Regions from separate parts of the Homo sapiens genome. Here region 2 is linked to region 1. Evidence: chromatin loops called from intact Hi-C (ENCODE). Cell type or tissue: PC-3. All regions are shown on one strand. Links, peaks and the distances in the headings refer to the core of each region. The heading gives the core; the rest is flanking DNA.

Region 1 (4,404 bases), core at 90-4,089:
TTGATGTAACACTAGTTGAAAAGCTTAAGAGTGTGCAAATTAATGAAAAAATCACTGTCCCACATGTTATGCGTGCCAAGAAAGCAACACTAAAAGCACCTGTTAACCGCAGAATGCCTCATGTTACAAGTACTAGCAAACTTTCTCCAACTAAAAGGAGCTTGTCTGAAACAGTAACTCATAGAGCCAAAATCATGAAAATTGCTACTAAAAAACGAAATAGTGTTCATGTTACTTTTAGGCCATCCACTGAGTCCGTTCAGTTTTATAATCCTCTGGAAAACAAAGAGGCTCCATGGAAGATGAGACTGCGGAAGCTCGGTGGCTTTAGTAGTGGTAGCAGCAATAGCAGCACTAGCAACACCCATACCAGCACAAATAGTGCTACAGAGCTAGTAAAACCTGGTGTGTACAGACCTCTAGATACACTTGGTACTGCATCAGTAAGCAGCAAAACAGTGAAGGAATCCACAGAGATTCCCACCACCATATTACAAAAAGAAGGAATTGCAAGTAGTCAATTAGGTAGTCGTAGTACTCTTAGGTCATCAAGTCATGAGGCAGGACTACAGCAGGGCTCCCTGGGTGGCGTTTATAAAACTGTTGTACATGCTCTTTCGAAGCCGAAGGCAAATGTTTCCCCACAGAGGCAGAACAGAATGCCACCAGAGGCTCCACTGAGGGATCTGTACAGTCATGTAATGGGCTATTTTGGAAGGAAAGCTGCAGGTGAGCACTAACAGTGTGCAGAGCGCAAAAGGAGAAAGACAGCACCAGTTTGGCTTAATGCAACTGAAGCAAGCTATAAGCAATCAAAAAGCTTTGGGATGGTCACTGCTTTCTCTCTGTTTGGTTATGCATGCGCCTTTTCCCAGCTGTATTTTTCCCAGCATAGAATGTTTATTTAAATTACTAATTTCCCTTATAAGGCATTTAGTTAAACCTCTTTGCTGCTGAACAACAACATAGGAAAGTGGATATATAGGAAAATTTCAATAACCTATCAAAGACTACCTAAATCAAGTATTTTTCTGAGTGTATACCACAAGTATGGAAATTAAGATTATCAAGGAGTTACTATGCTTTCTTCCCCACCCCACTATAGTTTAAAAGGGCACCAGATATATCTAACTGATTTCACTTATTTTTACTGCTGATCTATTTGGTTTTGTATTTTTTCTTGATAGAAATTATTTTGACAACTAACATAATAGAAATCAAGGTCCTACAGCCAGCACCAACATTATAGTTAACTATCAGTGATGAGGAAATTATTTCTTAAATCTCAAAGTGAATTTAATCACTTTTCATTTAAGCCATTTCCAAACATGCTGTAGGCTTTTAGTTTTGCATTCATTTATATAGAATGCAAGTTATGTCCTTGAAACACTTTAATTACTTTGTTTTTTTCTGAGATTTTAAATGTGCATAAAGGTTTCACAGTAGCCACTCATGATTTAAATATGGAACCTCTATGGACAGATAACAGAAAGCAAGATTATGGTAACTGTTTTCTCTATCTTGAGTCAAAGTTAAAATAACTTTACATATATAGACTATTAACTTTCAGCAGTAAGGTTGGTTTTGATTTTATTTGTTTTAACATGGTTTTGTTAGCATGATTAACAACGCTGTATAATGCATCTTGCATTGAGCCATTAATGCCACCTGAGGGCAGTATTTGACAGCTTAGCAAAGCCTGGCCAGTAATATAAAGATAATGGTATTTCACAGTGAGCTTCTGACCAGTGTGTTTTTTTAATCTGAAATACTTTGTAGTTTATTAGGAATATAAACAGTGCTCATTTTCCTTTCATTGCAGAGAAATCAACTTTTCAATAGCATAGTAGTGACATAGATACCATATTATTTTCTATAAGTTAGTTTCCCAAGTCTAAAACTTTCTTGTTAATGTAAATGGTAAAAATAATAATAATGTAGTGATAAAAAAATCAAAATAACTATTTTGGGTTTTTTTGGTAAGAAAAACATTTGTGGAAGTCAACTTTTTATTCTTAAAGCATTAAAATTAGATTTTATAGTGGATAGAAACAGCAGTATATCAAAACCATAGAATTTGTATTTATAAATACTCAAATGCATTTGTATCCCACTGAGTTTTGCATAGATTCAAAGGATGTATTCCCTGCAAACGTTCTTTGGGGGAAATACGGAATTATAAATTGTTAAGGCTCTAAAAAGAAACATTGAGTCAGGAAAAAAGATAAATATACCAGTTTCTTTATAGGCAATATTAACCTAACTTCAGCTAGTGCTTATCTATAAGCTTTCTTGCTGTTTAAAGTTACACTGAAGATTGACTAACATCTGCTTAGTTAAATAAAGTAAATATCAATTTACTAATTCTTAAAATTAAATCTGAAAGAAGGGAAATTATTCATAAATGCATGTTTGGCAAATAATTGGCAAAGGTACTTTGTTTTGGGTTGTTGTTTGTTTCAAAGTTAGAAAATGCAGTTAAGTTTTTCCTCACTATATATAGTTATTTATTTATTTTTAGTCAATAAAGAGGACATGAGCCAAAAACTGCCTCCTCTTAATAGTGATATTGGCGGCAGCAGTGCTAATGTTCCTGATCTGATGGATGAGTTTATAGCAGAACGACTTCGAAGTGGTAATGCCTCGGTAAGTTTTATTTTATATATTTGGTTTTATAGAGGAGGGTAGAAAAACTAACAGATATATACCTATGTACATATATGTCAATTTATATATGGGAATTTTTATTCAAAATAACCTTTCCTCAAAATATAACCCTTTTTATGAATTAAGATTTTTGAATTACATTTTTATAACATTTTTTATCTAAAGACATAAACAGCCTCATAATTTTCACCAGGGTGAAAGATCAGACAGGTACCTGTGCACAAATACACAGGTATAAGCAACTACCTTCCTAGTCTCCCCTTTTTTTGTCTTTGCTCGTAGGTTACCCTGGTGCCAGCTGCAAGCCCTCAATGGGAAAGATAGCAATGGAGGTCTTCTGCCCCAGCTCCCGTAGTTATATAAATAAATAAATATAATCTAATATATAATTTAAAATAAAAATACATATATAATTTTTATTTTTGTCTCAAGATCTGCTTGTGAACCAGCTCCCATAGTTTTGCTAGCACAAATACTGCTTAACCATTTTAGATAACTTTGGAAGAGACTTAAAAGTTATCTTTATCTTGAATGTTAGGAGTATGGCAACATGAAAGCAGAAGCTCTTTTATCCCTAATAATGCTTAATTGTTAGGGAAGGATAAATATATATGGAACTAGTTTCTTTTGAGACAGAGTGTCGCTTTGTCGCCCAGGGTGGAGTGCAGTGCTCACTGCAGCCTCCGTCTCCCGGGTTCCAGCAATCCTCCTGCCTGAGCCCCCTGAGTAGCTAGGATTACAGGTGCACACCACCATGCCTGGATAATTGTTCTATTTTTAGTAGAGACAGGGTTTCACCATGTTGGCCAGACTGGTCTCGAACTCCTGACCTCAGGTGATCTGCCCACCTCAGCCTCCCAAAGTGCTGGGATTACCAGAGTGAGCCACTGTGCTGGACCTGGAATTGCTTTTTTTAAACTGTCATATTTCATTTGGGTTTGACTTCTCTATAACTCCATTATATACCCCGCCCCTTTCTTTTTAGGCTTACTTTTTTCCCTTGAGTGGATAAAAATCATTGAATGACATCTTTGCTGTCATTCTTTCCACTCTTCCACTGTCTTTTTTATTTGCTGCTTTTTTTCCACTAAATACTCTTTCTGCTGTTTTAATTTATATTCACTGCATGGATCCTGCTGAGGCTTAAGAGTCACAGGCCCAGCATCATGTGATATTTGGGTCTTTAGGCAGACCAACAATAGGTCAGGCTCTAGCTCCATTCAGTTACATAGATTGTTTGGTGAGTGTGTTCTCCACTCCTACTTCAGCCTCTAAATCTCAGCATTTATTGTGATGGTTTGGAAATTAAAGGTTTCAGATGGTTAAAGAGAATAAAAGCTTTTTCTTAATGGTAAAATATTTCTTGAACGTTTAGACTATGACAAGAAGAGGAAGTAGTCCAGGCAGCCTGGAAATTCCCAAAGACCTCCCTGATATTCTAAACAAGCAGAACCAGATGCGCCCTATTGATGACCCAGGTGTGCCCTCAGAATGGACTTCTCCTGCCAGTGCAGGGAGCAGTGATCTTATCAGCTCAGATAGTCATTCGGATTCTTTCAGCGCTTTCCAATATGATGGCCGAAAATTTGACAGCAAGTATCTTTTCTATTTGAATACTATGTTTTATGTTGATTGTCTTCTGTTCAAGACTGACTTACGGATTATGTAGCCATCACCTTCCTCTCCAGTGTTACTTAGGCAGTGGCTCCCACGTTAGAAAAAAAAAAATTAGATATT
Region 2 (4,404 bases), core at 172-4,171, 460 kb after region 1:
AAACACATATCAAATTTCTAAGGACCCCTGGGGTATGGCTGATTCTAAGGACTTTCCTTTCACATTCCCAGTATTTTTAAATTTCAGCTATAAAAATTTATTTCAAGAGAGTTGGCGCCTCTATCTGTCCTACTATGACTACTCCAATTCATCTCAACAAGGAAATATGTTAATTTGCTCTAAATTCTGAGCAATGCAAATGGACTTACTAACCATATGTTTTCTGTTCACAATCTGTTTTCTGCCAGGATTATCTGGCATAGCTCATGTATAATTTCCATTAAAACAACAAAGCCAAACAAATACAAAAACACATAGCTCTTTGCTGTACATAAAAAAAAATCTATAGTTGGCTTTTGTGGGAGGAACCACTTCCACTCTCAGCCACTCAAGGTTTATCAGGATATACTAGTTGAGAAGCGTGAAAAATAAAAACTGGTAATTTCCCATAACCAAAACAAAAAGTGTTACAAGATACTTAAATGATCCTTGGCAATACTTTTATTCTATTTAGTATATGATTAGGAGTTTAGTAGATTAAAAAACCCACCAAATAAAAGACAACTGGTATATATTCTCCTCAGACATGGTAATGTGATGTAAGGTAGTAAACCTTGAACTTCATTTTTGTATGGGTAATAAATTCACATGGCTCAAACTCCAAAAGAAACCAAATGATATTCAATAAAAAGTTTCTCTCCCACTCCATCCCCCAGCCACCTAGCTGTTCTCCCGAGAGGCAACCAGTATTATCCATTTCTTCAGTAGCCTTCTAGAGACTAGACATCAACAAGCAAGTGTGTGTGTGTGTGTGTGTGTGTGTGTGTGTGTGTGTGTGTTCTCTTTTCCTGTCTTTACACAGTTGGTGGCATACTGCATAACATTTCTCAGTAGTATCTTAGGCACTACTCCCACCATGCCATGTTTAGGCAACAGGCTTCTTGCATGTCTTCTTTGATTGAACAATACCAGCTTCTCAAGTGTTGTGGAGGAGTTTGAGACCAGCAGACTTGGAAGAAAAGTGTGTTGTAATTAATTGGTAATATCTGCCATAACCATCTATTCCTATTCTGTGCTTTTACCGTATCTTCCACATACCTCTTTCACAAGAATCACCAGGTTTCACTAACTTGAAAAGGCATATCTGAGAGTACGGACTATGTCCTTTCATAATTGTAATGCAGGATACCTACCCAGCACAGTGCCTAACATATAAGTACTCGATGAATACTTACTAAATGAATCCCACAGTCAAAATCCCCAATGTTTAGGGAGAACAAGACAGCTTTTCATATTCCTGAATGAGTTACTTTCTCCCGCTCAAAGATATACTTGATTGACCCTATAACTGTAGATTTGTAATGAAATCATATTTGAAAGCTATGTGATACTGCTTTCCCCATCTCTATCAGAATTTACAGTAATGGGTTGGGCGTGGTGGCTCACGCCTGTAATCCCAATACCTTGGGAGGCCAAGGCGGGTGGATTGCTTGAGTCCAGGAGTTAGAGACCAGCCTGGGCAACATGGCGAAACCCGTTTCTACTAAAAATACAAAAATGAGCCAGGAGTTATGGCGCATACCTGTAATCCCAGCCACTAGAGAGGCTGAGGCAGGAGAATTGCTTGAACCTGGGAGGCAGAGGTTGCAGTGAGCAGAGATTGCACCACTGCACTCCAGCCTGGGCCACAGAGTGATACTTGGTCTCAAAAAAAAAAAAAAAAAAAAGAATTTACAGTAATGACATCTGGCTGGCACTCGAGCTTCTTGAGAAAAAAAATATGTACCCAGAAGTTTACACAGGATCCTATCATATATGTAATCAACTAGTTTCTAATCACTGCCCTCTAAAGAGAAAATGATTGTGTAACATGTGATTTCTGAAACAAAAGTGGGGTCTAGGGAGGTCAGGCGATGGTGAAAGAAAACTCAATGGAAACATCATGAGTGATAAAGAAAGCTTGTGATTGTTTGAAAAAAATCCAGTGAATGAAAAAAATTGACAAAGAACATGTCAATTAAGCCTTTCTCATTAAAGACCCCACCTGCTAATCATTCTCAAAGCTCTTTCTAAACTTACATTTTTCATATAAGTACTGCCATCTACAGGGCATAATGTAAACAAAGTATTTTATGAGGGGTGGGGAGTAACTGAAATGAAAAGGTTGGCATACTATAGGCCAACATCTTCATGCCCTTTTAAAATACCAGCATTAATGGGGAAAAGACTCCCTATTCAATAAATGGTGCCGGGATAGCTGGCCAGTCATAGCAGGAGAATGAAACTGGACCTTTACCTTTCACCATATACAAAAATTAAGTCAAGATGGATTAAAGATTTAAACATAAAACCTCAAACTATAGAAATCCTAAAAGAAAACCTAGTAAACACCATTCTGGACGTCGGCCTTCAGAAAGAATTTATGACTAAGTCCTCAAAAGCAACTGCAATAAAAACAAAAATCAACAAGTGGGACCTAATTAAACTAAAGAGCTTCTGCACAACAAAAGAAACTATTAACAGAAGAAATAGATAACCTACAAATAGGAGAAAATAATCGCAAACTACGCATCCAACAAAAATCTAATATCCAGGAATCTATAAGGAGCTTAAGCAATTTAATAAGCAAAAAACAAATAGTCCCATTACAAAGTGGGCAAAAGACATGAATAGACACTTCTCAAAAGAAGACATACAAGTGGACAACAAACATGAAAAAATGCTCAATATCGCTAATCATCAGAGAACTATAAATCAAAACCATAATGAGATCCCATCTCATACCAGTCAGAATGGATATTGTTAAAAAGTAAAAAACAGATGCTGGCAAGGCTGTGGAGAAAAGGGAAGGCTCATACACTGTTGGTGGGAATATAGATTGGTTCAGTCACCATGGAAAGCAGTTTGGAGATTTTTCAAATAACTTAGAACTACCATTCAACCCAGCAATCCCATTACTGGGTATATATTAAAAATAAAATCATTTTACCAAAAAGACACATGCACTCATATGTTCATCGCAACATTATTCACAATAGCAGAGACATGGACTCAACCTAGATGCCCATCAATGGTGGACTGGATAAAGAAAATGTGGTACATATGCACCATGGAATACTATGTGGCCACAGAAAAGAACAAAATCATGTCCTTCGCAGCAACATGGATGCAGCCGGAGGCGATTATCCTATGCAAATTAACACAGGAACAGAAAGCTAAATACTGCATGTTCTCACTTACAAGTATGAGATAAACATTGGGTACTCATGGATATAAAGATGGCAACAACGGACACTGGGACTACTAGCGGGGAGATGGAGGGAGGAAGGCAAGGGTTGAAAACACTAACTATTGGGTACTATGTTCACTACCTGGGTGAGGGGATCATTCGTAATCCAAACCTCAGCATCGTGCAATATATCTGTGTAACAAATCTGTACATGTAGCCCCAGAATCTAAAACAGAAGTTGAAATTATTTTTTTAACTCTATATTTATTCAGAGTTACATGTTATGTTTTCTTTTTTCACACACAAGGGAAGGCAATAATGCTCAATGGCTGGCTATTATCTTTTAAAAATTAATATTGTAAAGCTAGCACTTATGATTTTAAGTCTTCATTTATTTATTTATTTTGAGACGGAGTCTTGCTCTATCGCCCAGGCTGGAGTGCAGTGGCGCGATCTTGGCTCACTGCAACCTCCACTTCCTGGGTTCAAGCGATTCTTCTGCCTCAGCCTCCCAAGTAGCTGGGACTACAGGCGTGTGCCACCACGCCCGGCTAATTTTTGTATTTTTAGTAAAGATGGGATTTCACCATATTGGCCAGGCTGGTCTCGAACTCCTGACCTTGTGATCCACCGACCTCGGCCTCCCAAAGTGCTGGGATTACAGGCATGAGCCACTGCGCCCGGCTGATTTAAGTCTTTAAATTACCTGTTACGTATTTCTGCGGGCTTGTGCAAAAAAAAATTACTTGTTACTTAACTGTGAACAATAAAGAAAAAAATTATAATTTTAAACTAAAATTTTAAAAAAAGTTTAAAATATGCCCAAATTCCTATTTATTTCATTTTGCTGTAAGATATAAACTGGGACTCTCTGAGAAGTAGAGAGTCCCTGGGAGAAGTAAGGATATTTTTGGTGGGAGTTCTCTTATGTAAGGATAGACCAGGATGGAAGAGGAAGAAGAACATTAAAAGCTAAAGGACTGGTTCAGATTTATAGGTGCAAGCTGGAGAAACCTGAATGAAGGAAAGCACAGATGATTTCCATGCTTCTAAGGGGACATTATGCCAATGTGTTGTATTGTCATAACATAACTTTTTTTTTTTTGAGACAGAGTCTCGCTCTGTCACCCAGGCTGGAGTGCAGTGGTGCGATCTCAGCTCACTGCAAGCTCTGC

Evidence for each region. A loop is a pair of places that touch in the nucleus more often than their neighbours do. Peaks named below come from ENCODE experiments on the same cell type or tissue, not always from the same donor. Only the 100,000 strongest peaks of a DNase experiment are listed, where the experiment ranks them.
Region 2: it touches region 1 in a loop (2.9-fold over the local background); 5 of 110 quality-filtered maps call a loop at or near these places.

The regions. Positions count from the first base shown.
Region 1 is chr14:35,684,784-35,689,187 of GRCh38, reverse strand. It overlaps RALGAPA1 (Ral GTPase activating protein catalytic subunit alpha 1), which reads left to right. Exons shown (of 42, transcript NM_001346249.2): 18 at 1-729; 19 at 2,522-2,646; 20 at 4,043-4,259. Among named protein-coding and RNA genes, the nearest start is that of SNORA101B, 76 kb to the left of the region's middle. In PC-3, for the core only: a CTCF peak has its summit at 1,664 (motif pointing right); a DNase peak (open chromatin) is centred at 1,677.
Region 2 is chr14:35,227,374-35,231,777 of GRCh38, reverse strand. All of the region lies in intron 5 of PRORP (protein only RNase P catalytic subunit), which reads right to left. All of the region lies in intron 5 of PRORP-PSMA6 (PRORP-PSMA6 readthrough), which reads right to left. Among named protein-coding and RNA genes, the nearest start is that of PSMA6, 63 kb to the left of the region's middle. In PC-3, for the core only: CTCF peaks have their summits at 1,891 and 2,093 (motif pointing left); no DNase peak of the experiment used is centred there.